Regions from separate parts of the Homo sapiens genome. Here all the other regions are linked to region 3. A link is a contact called in ENCODE Hi-C or POLR2A ChIA-PET data. All regions are on one chromosome and are shown on one strand. Each heading gives the region's core, a stretch centred on a gene start or an enhancer-like site at or near the end of the contact. The rest is flanking DNA. Distances are from core to core; before and after follow the strand shown. Region 1 has its middle 110 kb from the start of GNL3L. Region 2 holds the start of USP51 (ubiquitin specific peptidase 51). Region 3 holds the start of UBQLN2 (ubiquilin 2).

Region 1 (3,765 bases), core at 664-3,163, 1.9 Mb after region 3:
TCTTCTAAAGCTGGGCCATACAACTCACAGGTTGTGGGCTGGCCTTGGATCAGGTGCTGTATCCTAAAGGAAGGGTGGATGTAATACATAGTTAGTCCTTGCTTGATCATTTGGTAGGAGCTGTAAGTAGAGCCAGTGCTCCCAGAAGGGGATGTAAAGATGGCCAGTGGCCATCAAAGATAGTGGTGGCATCTCTGATGCATGTGTGCAGCAGAGTGACTGGAACATGGCAGGTGTTCAACAAATAGTCATAATTATTCACGGTAACATTATGCCACCTCTTACAGGAAGCCTTCCCAGAACTCTTAAGGTTCCCAAACTTTTTCACCCAGATCAGGACCCCTACTGCAGGAATCATCCAATTAAGAAATCAATGAAATTTCATTATACAGGACAGACTTTTATGGCCTTCTAGGTATAAAGCACTGTACTGGGCACTGGGAGGAAGGATACACAAATGAATGAGGCCCTTATCCTGGCCTCAAGGAGCTCTGAGGATAGTAAAAGGTAAAAGGCAAACTGAGCCATGAGAAATCCACAGATAGGGAGCTCTGGGAGTTCAGAGAAGGGCAAAAACTGTTGTTTATCCGTATGTATGCCTGTCTCCTGGATACCTCCCTTTAGATGTCCCAAAGGCACCTCGAACTAAATGTATTTAAAACTGATCTCATCTGCTCCCTCCCAAACCTGTTCCTCTTCTCAGATTCCCTGTCTCAGTGAGGCAAGTTCATCCAACCCAGTTGCTCAAGCTTGAAACCTGAGCTGCACCCGCTCACAATGTCAGCTGTTGCAGTTGCTAAAGTTGTCCCCGAACCTTTGGTGTGTGTTTGCCTTGCCCCAAAGGTCAGAACTAATAATAAACTTCTGCATTGCTGCAGGATACGGAAATTAAAACCAGCCTGGAGACAGACAAGACCCGGAGTCCACCAGGTTTGATTTCGGACTTGGCTTCTGATGTCAACGGGTATGATCCCTTTCAGGAAAGCGGGTCGACAAGAGCCTAAAACATGTTTATGACATTTTCCTGGTAATTCTGCTCCTAAATCGATATCCACCCACCCCTACTCCTACAGGAAAAGCTCTAAGCACAAAATTATTCCTTGCAGAGATATATTTTGGTGGTCAAACACTAGAAAGTAGTTTTAATATCCAACAAGAGAAGGGTTAAGTGAATTGTGGCACAGCTGTCTAATGGAACATTCTACAACCATTGCTGAGAGATGACGGCTGTGGAGATTCTATAGCAACAGAGAAAAATTATTATGCCATAACTAAGGATGCAGGGTTGTGTGTACACTCTGACTGCAACAACCTAAAAACTGCATGGCCTCAAGCTCTGCTGATGGACATTTAAAATTTCTCCTCTATTATTACTTTTTAAAAAGGCCTTAACTTTATGTCATGTATGGGTATCTCTGGGTTTGGGGTTTTTGGCTTGTTGTTTTCGTTTTTTCAGTCTTTTCCTTCCGTCAATCAACCGCCTTAAAAATGTGTCTTCTTTGTACCAGGCCCTCCCCGAGGTGCTGGTGATTCAAAGGTCAATCACCCACAACTCTTTCTCTGGGATGTCAGGGCAGAAGAGGAAACAGATACAAAAATAAACAGTTTCAAAAATATATGGGCCAGTCTTTATGGGCCCACTTGTGGACGTACGCAGGCACGGTCACCCCCTGGCGGCCACTCGACTACCAGCTCTTGGGTGGCTCTAACCTCTGGACAGCGGCTTCCACTCTCGGTGGCCAGCCCCAGCCTCGTTCTCCGAGAGAGTCCAAGACTCCTCCCTCTCCCTCCTTCTGGGGCCCTCCATCCCCTAGTAGGCGTCTCAGCCTGGGCCTGGCCCAGACAAATCCGACCCTGTTACTCTCACCGGAGCTCCTCCCTCCCCGAAAGCCTCACTCCGGCTGTGAGCTGCAAGATTACGTCATTGTCAATGGTTCGCATGCGCCCTCACCACTGGACAATTGGCGCACCCCTGCCGCAGGCGGGCGTAGCTTCGGGCTCCGGGGTTCTCCCTTTTCCTTTCCTGATGTTTTTTTTAAAGTGGCGACACACTACTTGTAAGAGACGCTGGTAAACTCGTGGCTTTAGGAGGAAATGGGAGCCAAGAAAAGCTGCAAAGCTCAAGGCTCACGACCGCTTGCTCGCCATTGTCCCACTCACTTCCGAAAGAGATAACGCCCCTTTCCGACTCTTTTGGCCTCCCCGCTCCAAGAGTGAGAATCGAAGCCCCGCCCCGTGAGCGTCTAGTCCCAAGATAACCCAGCTGCGCTTGCGAGTGCAAGTACACTGGGGCGGGGCTGACAGGAGGCTGATGCAATCGAGTCGGGCGGGCGGGGCACGTCGGATGAAAGTGGGTACCGGAAGAAAAGGGGTTATTTCAGCAGGCTTAGTAACCCTATTCAAAGTAAGACCTTAATATATAAGTAAAAGTTCGTGCCTGATTTGGAGAGCTCTTTGACTATTAAATTTTTTTTAATGTAACGCCTGTAATCCCAGCACTTTGGGAGGCCAAGGTGGGTGGATCACTTGAGTCCATGAGTTTGAGACCAGCATGGGCAACACAGTGAGACCCTCCCTCTCTATTTTATTTTAAAAAACATTATTTTAAAGGTATATATCCTATTGGCTCAGCAATCCCATTTCCATATATATACATCCAAGACTCCTAGAGAAGTGTATGCGGATCACCTACAGGGCTTTGTTAAAACACAGATTGTTGTGGCCCATCTACTATCAGAGATTAGGAACTTGTGTTTCTAACAACTTCCAGGGTAATGCTGGGGCAAACTGGTTCAAGACCACACTTTAAGAACCTTAGATCTAGAGGACAAAAAACTGCAAGGAGCCTTATGAACAAGTGTAAGCCGTGCTGATTTGTTGGCAATAACGAAAAATTGAAAGTATCAGTGGGGGCAGGAGATGGTTGATAAACTTATCAGTTTAAAATGGGCTATATATAGGCCGGGCATGGTGGCTGACGGCTGTAATGCCAATACTTTGAGAGGCCGAGGTGGGTGGATCACCTGAGGTCAGAAGTTCGAGACCAGCATGGTGAAACCCCGTCTCTACTAAAAATACAAAAATTAGCCAGGCGCCTGTAATCCCAGCTACTCAGAAGGCTGAAGCAGGAGAAACGCTTGAACCCGGGAGGCGGAGGTTGCAGTGGGCCGGAGATTGCGCCACTGCACTCCAGCCTGGGCAACAGAGCCAGACTATCTCAATTAATTAATTAATTAATTTAATGAGCTATATATAAACTGACATGGAAAGATATCGAAGGTGATGATGATAGTAGTGAGGGTGGTGATGATGATACTTAATGTTTATTGAGCACTTACACTGTATCAGGCACTGTGTGAAGGATTTTACATTTCTTACCTCATTTTCTACAGCAATTCTCAGGAATGTGGACTGTGTCTAATTCGCTGTATATTTTTAGTCCAGAACAGGGTCTGGCACCCAGGATCTTGTCAGTAAATGTTTGTGGCCTCATGTGATCAGATCCAGTCCCACAAGTTCACAGTCCCAAGAGTTTAGGACTTCACAGCCCAAACAATATTTCAAAAAATTGCAAAGGATGGATAAAATATTGCGGAAGAAGGACACTAAAAACAAACTACTGCCTTCTATCACCATCATTTTAAGAAAAGACAATTACACATAATCCCCCATTAAAGGAACGAACTTTTTAATTTATCTTTAATATGAAAATTTTTAACATATGCAAAAGTAGAAAGAAGAGTAAATGAACCCCCAAGTACCTCT
Region 2 (3,378 bases), core at 29-2,528, 1.1 Mb after region 3:
GTGGAGCAACTCTTTGCTTAGCTGTGGCTGAGAAAATGCCCTTCCCTAGGGGAGAAAAAGCACGTTTTCCTGCACAAGCCAGTCTATAATTCCAAAGCACTTTCCCTCCGGGTGCTAGTATGTGACTGAGATATGGTCGAATCTAAACCAAGTCACAAAATCAGTGATATCCATTGTGCGGAGGTATCCACTAGATGCCACTGCCAAGTTAAGAGAGCTGAATCCTAATCGTGAGGTTTTGAGGGGAGGTGTGTGACTTTCTCAGAGAGATTAAATGTAGCATTAAACATCCGCTGTAATAAACCGTAATTTTCTTGGGATTGGACCGGAAGGGCAACAAGCCCTGGAGATAGCTTTCCTCCGGGTTGTCGCCTTGGATGCCGGATCTGTCAAAGAAAAGGAAAAGTCTCCTGGCGTATGGACTTCAGGACACAAACAGTTGTATCTTGTGCTTCTCCCAGCACAATCTAGCGCTATAATGCACCTATGGCATCTTTGTTGAATACATGCTCCTGTATATGGACTGCCTAGGATGGATGATCGGGTGAACTGAGCCATAACTTTGAGAGAGCTTTGAAAGAGAAAGGCATTCTCTTCTCCTCTACTCTGCATCAGGAGTTGTTCTCTATGCTGATTTTCAGGAGCGGACTGAAAAAAGAGGTGTGACAGATAAAGCTCGCCAAAAAGGTCTTTTACTTGATATATACTATGACTCAGTGTTCACATTGGGCTAGGGTTATTATTTCAATTTCTCTTTAAAAATTGACACAACTAAGGCTCAGAGAAGTTAAGTGTTTTATCCGAGGTCACACAGCAAGCATGTGCCTGGGCTCAGGTCTCTCTGAGCCTGAGCCCTTGCTTATGCTTCCTCCCCTGCACATTCTGGGATAATCTCTCTCTCTTTCTCTCTCTCTCTCTCCCTCCCTCCCTCCGTCAACTCCCAGAGACCAGGCTCTGACAGGATCCTGAGGGATTCCTGCCAGAGGGTTGCCATCTCTGGAAGCCCCCACCCCCACGCCGGGTGAATCTTTTTTTCTGTGGAGTGCGGGCCTGGAGCTAGGTGAGGCCTGAGCCTCCATTTCAGGGGCTTTCTGTAGAATCTGTTGCTGCTGTTGCCTCCAGCAGAGTCTGTTTCAGGAAGAGGTTTGCCTGCCTGCGCGGGACAGCGGTGCCATTCATCACTGCAGGAGGGCAGAATCCGGGGTTGGGGGCCGCACGTCGAGAGGGGAGGGGCCAGGGGGCGGCCCCCTTGTGACCAGCCCTGAGGAGAGGTCAGGAGAGAAGGCTGGCTGAGGAGCGCCTGGACAGCAGCAGTTGCTGACGTTCTATATCACGCGCCTGGGGCCCAAGGTAACCCAGACCTTTAAACAAACTGCCGGGCTGGGGGTGTTGCGGGGGCAGGAGAGGGAAAAGGGAGCGGAGACTTCGGGGGTCGCGCGAGGATAGTGGTGGCCATAGAGGTGGCAAATGCGTGAAGGGAGGGAGTAGTAATCCGAATTCTAGGAGAAATCATAGGAATTGAAGTCGCAGAAGCAAGAAAAGGGGTGTGAGAGCACAAGCGCGAAAAAGCGTGAGAGGGCGCAAGAGCTGGGTGGACCGAAAGTGCGCTGAGGGGCAACGGCTTAGAGTGGAACACACCGGGTCACAGAAGTATAGGTTAGGTAGAAACAGAGGGACACTTTCTTCCTGTGAGTTCATTTTCCAAAAGTGCGTCCTTTCAGCCATTTTGGAGAGAAAATGTTGACCCAAGTGTTTTTTAGGATACAGGGAAAGAACGTCAGAGGAAGCTGCACCAAAGCGAGGCTGCGCAGGGCGCAAAAAAGCAGTCAGAGGGTGGCGCCTTTTTTAAAGAAGTTTCCATCCTTTCTGTCCTAAAGCTCAGGCCGTTCCCCACCCCCACCGCTCGCTAGCCTTCTGTTCCCAGTCCCCTGGCATGATCTGATCGCCTTTGAAGCAGGTAACCGCCTCGGTCTCCCCATCAGCTCCAGGGGCCTCTCAGTTGAGTGGGTGGAGCCGACAGAAGCCGCGGGCTGAGCTCAAGGGCCGATGGGAGGGGTCCTGGGGGCGCTAACTGCGCACCGCGGCCATGACGCTGGGCAGATCATTCACAGAAGTCTCTGTCTCCTTTCATCTACAGTCGCAGCTGTTTTCCAGACGCCTTGCTCCTCAGGTCGGGGAGTGATCTGATGGCCCAGGTTCGAGAAACTTCTTTGCCCTCCGGCTCTGGGGTCCGCTGGATCTCCGGAGGTGGGGGAGGAGCCTCTCCTGAGGAGGCGGTTGAGAAGGCGGGGAAAATGGAGGAGGCGGCGGCGGGGGCTACGAAGGCGTCTTCGAGACGTGAAGCCGAGGAGATGAAGCTGGAGCCATTACAAGAGCGTGAGCCCGCGCCGGAGGAGAACTTGACGTGGAGCAGCAGCGGCGGCGACGAGAAGGTGCTCCCTTCAATCCCCCTTCGCTGTCACAGCAGCTCCTCGCCCGTTTGCCCGCGCCGCAAGCCCCGCCCTCGGCCCCAGCCCCGGGCCCGCTCCCGCAGCCAGCCTGGGCTCTCGGCCCCACCCCCGCCTCCAGCCCGGCCCCCGCCCCCGCCGCCACCCCCGCCCCCACCCGCACCGCGGCCCAGGGCCTGGCGTGGATCCCGGCGCAGATCCCGGCCTGGGTCCAGGCCTCAGACACGGAGAAGCTGCTCTGGTGACCTAGACGGGTCGGGGGATCCTGGCGGCTTAGGGGACTGGTTGCTGGAGGTCGAGTTTGGTCAGGGTCCCACAGGCTGCTCTCATGTGGAGAGCTTTAAAGTAGGTAAGAACTGGCAGAAGAACCTGAGGTTGATCTACCAGCGTTTCGTTTGGAGTGGGACCCCAGAGACTAGGAAACGTAAAGCAAAGTCATGCATCTGTCACGTATGTAGTACCCATATGAACAGACTCCACTCTTGTCTCTCCTGTGTCTTTTTTGGCTGCTTCACTGAGAAACATATTCACAAACATGCAGAAACAAAGCAGCACCATTTAGCTGTAGACCTTTATCATGGGGTCATATATTGCTTCATGTGTAAGGATTATGTATATGACAAAGACATAGAACAGATTGCCAAAGAAACAAAAGAAAAAATTTTGAGATTATTAACTTCCACCTCAACAGATGTTTCTCATCAACAGTTTATGACATCAGGGTTTGAAGACAAGCAATCAACCTGTGAGACAAAGGAACAGGAGCCAAAATTGGTGAAACCCAAGAAAAAGAGAAGAAAAAAGTCAGTCTATACTGTAGGCCTGAGAGGGCTAATCAATCTTGGGAACACTTGTTTTATGAATTGTATTGTCCAGGCACTTACCCATATTCCTCTACTGAAAGATTTCTTCCTCTCTGACAAGCACAAAT
Region 3 (3,438 bases), core at 1-2,500:
TCGTGCTGGTAGTTGCAGAACTCTGGGTAGCTGGCGGTGGTGCCCATGGATTGGGTAGTGGATCGCGATTTTCTGTGCGGGAAGGCTGCGTACCTTCCCCAGAGGAGGAACTACTCCCCACGGAGGCAAATGGATTACCCCCAAACTGCTCTTGTGCGGCATTCAGCATCGGCTCTTGAATGTCAGTGTACATGCGCCGTAAAGCATTATAGCCACCTGGGATGCTTTCTAGATTGCTAAGAGCCAGGTCTTGATTTCTCATCATCTCTTGCATCATGGCTGGATTCCTGGCAATTTCGAGTGTCTGCCTCATTATGTCTGGGTTGTTGAGCAGGTGACTGATTTCTGGGTTTCTCTGAATCAATTGCTGCATCTGTGGATTAGCCATAATGAGCTGCCTCATCAGATCGGGATTCGAAAGCATGCTCTGAACAAAGGGATTTTCCATTATTTGGATCATCATCTCAGGGCTGGCCATAAGCTGCTGCTGCATCTGGCTCTGGAGCTCAGAGAAGTTGGTCGAGCTCAAGCCCAGGCTGCTAAGGCCTGCAAGTCCTCCCAGGCTCCCCAACCCAAACGGGTTGCTATTTGTGGAAATAGGTGTGGAGTTACTCCTGGGAGTCGACGCCGAGGTAGTGTTAGTTCCCGCGGCATTGCTAGGCTGCGTGGACTGGCCCTGAGGTCGGTTCTGGCTTTTGATGACAAGGTGAACAGTCAGCCCATCATGGATGCCATGCTGGATCAAGGTATCTTGATCTTTTAAGATTTTTCCGGCAAAAATCAGCACTAGCTGATCGGTTTGGGATTTGAAGCGTTTCGAAATCGCTTCCTTAAACTGCTGAACCGAGCTGTTCTCGGGCACCGCGAACTCCTCTTTCTCTTTGGGAGTCTTCACCGTGACTTTGATGATTTTAGGCTCAGCCGGGGCAGCAGCCGAGCCTTGGGCCGCAGCAGGGCCGCGGGAGGGGCGCGGGGGGCCGCTGCTCTCGCCATTCTCAGCCATGGCGGCCGCGGTGACGCAGGCGGGCAGGGAAGGCGCGGGCGGGCGAAAGAGAGAGCGCGAGGGAAGGAGGAAGGAAGGAGGCACCGCCGCAGCGGGCTGGGCCGGGTCAGGCGGGGAGCGCGGAGCACGGTACCTCTGTGATGAAGACTGCGGTTCCCTGGTCCTCCGGTGGAGAAAGGCCTGGGCGTAGGCCGCTGGCTGAGGTCTCCGCGCTCCGGTCTCTGGGCCTCCTCCGCCGCCGCCTTGTGATCCGACCGCGCGCACTCCCAGCAACTCTGGCAGCCGCTCCGCCTGCTGATCCCCGCCCCTTCCCCTCCCCCAGTTCCGCGCTCGCCTCCCCGCCCCCTCTGCTGACGCGGCGCCAGGCCTAGATTGATAGATTTGGCTCGGTCAAAATTAAAAACTTCTGCACTGAAAAGAAAAAAGGGAGAGAGAGAAACAAAGGGAGAGAGAGAAGAGAACAGAACAGTACAGAGCAGGCGAGGCAGAGAGGGTGAGACGGAGAGAAGGAGGCGGTAGAGAGTCAGCTTCTGTAAACGACATTAAAAGACCAATGGAGAATGTATATTAGCAATCTGTAAGGCAGTAAAAGGGTGAAAGCCTGAATCGAACAGATCCCACGTATAAGACGAAAAATGAATAATAAAGAACTCTGACAAAGCAAAAAGAAAAGAGGAACACCTCCAGTAGGGGAAGGGAAGAAGACAGAGCAGGAGCGTGCATTTTACAAAAGGAGTGCAAATGGCCAATAGACATTAAAAAAGGATGATTAATTTCACTACTAATAAAAAGAAATCAAGTTAAAACAATAAAATTCTACTTTTGGCTTATCATATTGGCAGGGAAAAAAATAATGGTAAACCTTCTTGTTGACAGGGACCCTAAAAAATGCCCTCTCAGGCTAGCTGAAGTGTGAATTGTTACAACCATAGGGCAATTTGAAAATATATATCAGCATTTTGAATGTTTCCACCTTTATTTAGAAATGCCTAACCTAGACACTTCGCCTAATAATCGGATGAGGATGCAAAAATATTTATGTATAAAATGTATATACATTGTAGCATTTTAAAATGTTATTTAAATATATTAACTATCTGTTTACATGAGATTAGTTGAGCACATTATCATATTACCATACAAGAAAATATAGAGTGTCTTTAAAGGTATACATGAAATAAACTGTAGTTATAGGGAAATCACAGAGTATTTTCAATTATGCCTTTGTATATTTCTGTACAGTTACAAACTATATAAGAATATATGTTCCAATATCAAAAATACAATAAATATATTTTTATTTTAAAAGCAATTTTTGAACAGTTTGTTGTATATGTAAACCGTATGTGTAAAAAAATCTGGAAGGCTATGCACAAATAAGTTAATGGCTGTTAGTACTGTTTGCTGAAATTATGAATAATTCTTATTTTCTATTTTCATAAGATTTTGAATTTTCTGATGATTTTTGTAAGTATGCACTACAGAAAGGTATTTTGGGGAAGAGTATGGGTAGAAATTGACAGGCACATAATAGTAGTGGCAAACATTGACATATTTACCTAATTTAATTACAGATTAAGTAAGAGCAATAAAGATGTAGCAATGCTGAGAAAGAGAACTTGAAAAATAGAAGAAATAATTTCAAATTTATCTATATATTTCTAACTCTAGGTTAAACCACACAGAAAATTCTTCCCCAACCCCCACCCTCTACCAAGCATCCACCAAAGCACCACTGCTTTCAACATTTAACAGCATTTCAAAGTCATTAGGTCACAAATACTTTAATAAATCTGAAGATAAGAAAAATATATATATACAGGTATGTTATATCCATCGATGGAGAAATGGAAGAATTAATATTATTTTACCTCTCTATTTTATTAATATAATTAATAAAATACAGAGGTAAAAAGATGACTAGCTTTAAATATGTTAATATGTATAGATCTAAAAAGCCAAATTAATTAGTATTAGGTTGATGCAAAAGTAATTGCGGTTTTTGCCATTGAAAGTAACGAATTGTTACTATTATACAATGGTTTTTGCCATTGAAAGTAATAGCAAAAACCGCAATTACTTTTGCACCAACCTAATACATGCCAAACAGCACTCTAATACATTCTTATGTATATTTGAAATATTCTTTTAGAAATATACCAAACTTGCACCCATGAGGAAGAGGAAATGGAATAGGATACAGGATAGTGAGTAAAGGGAACTTAAATATGTAAAAATGCTTTTTATCTTTAAAATGAAAGCAAATATGATAAAATATCAGCAATAGTTAATTATGGGTGGTGAGAATATGAAAATATTATAGGTAATCTTTAATTTCCATAGAATAAAGCTAGATATTAATAATCAAAGTATGAACAAAAAACCAACCATTTGATTATTAAAACATAACTGAATACTTTTGGGGCAAAGTGCAA

Evidence for each region. Hi-C counts contacts between places; a loop is a spot of excess contacts on that map. ChIA-PET counts read pairs that join two places held with the same protein, here RNA polymerase II (POLR2A). Pooled maps may share reads with other maps.
Region 1: a map of CD8-positive, alpha-beta T cell shows a loop between it and region 3 (7-fold over the local background). The contact joins the enhancer-like site here to the promoter of UBQLN2 in region 3. A Hi-C loop is called at or near these places in 1 of 168 maps with a recorded cell type or tissue (CD8-positive, alpha-beta T cell), 2 of 37 single-sample maps with no recorded cell type and 9 of 50 pooled maps.
Region 2: a map of CD8-positive, alpha-beta T cell shows a loop between it and region 3 (14-fold over the local background). The contact joins the promoter of USP51 here to the promoter of UBQLN2 in region 3. A Hi-C loop is called at or near these places in 1 of 168 maps with a recorded cell type or tissue (CD8-positive, alpha-beta T cell) and 6 of 50 pooled maps. POLR2A ChIA-PET finds 5 or more read pairs at or near these places in 1 of 52 experiments (activated CD4-positive, alpha-beta T cell).

The regions. Positions count from the first base shown.
Region 1 is chrX:54,637,944-54,641,708 of GRCh38, reverse strand. It overlaps a transcript of GNL3L not described here. Among named protein-coding and RNA genes, the nearest start is that of GNL3L, 110 kb to the right of the region's middle. RefSeq lists enhancers at 1,765-2,014, 2,305-2,434, 2,001-2,526. Within about 2 kb of position 1,913, at least 40 of the 41 ENCODE cell types and tissues checked have a DNase peak (open chromatin) inside an H3K27ac peak, as active enhancers do; they include CD8-positive, alpha-beta T cell, where a contact is called at or near this core.
Region 2 is chrX:55,487,748-55,491,125 of GRCh38, reverse strand. It overlaps USP51 (ubiquitin specific peptidase 51), which reads left to right and starts at 1,278. Exons shown (of 3, transcript NM_201286.4): 1 at 1,278-1,350; 2 at 1,761-1,957; 3 at 2,138-3,378. The coding sequence starts at 2,187. LOC101928692 (a long non-coding RNA gene) reads right to left here and starts at 2,185. Exons shown (of 2, transcript XR_244468.5): 1 at 2,080-2,185; 2 at 1-1,261. RefSeq lists silencers at 1,086-1,195, 2,516-2,595 and enhancers at 1,586-1,685, 1,906-2,345, 1,863-2,722.
Region 3 is chrX:56,561,439-56,564,876 of GRCh38, reverse strand. UBQLN2 (ubiquilin 2) reads right to left here and starts at 1,250. Exons shown (of 1, transcript NM_013444.4): 1 at 1-1,250. The coding sequence starts at 1,003. RefSeq lists enhancers at 254-313, 324-523, 920-1,547.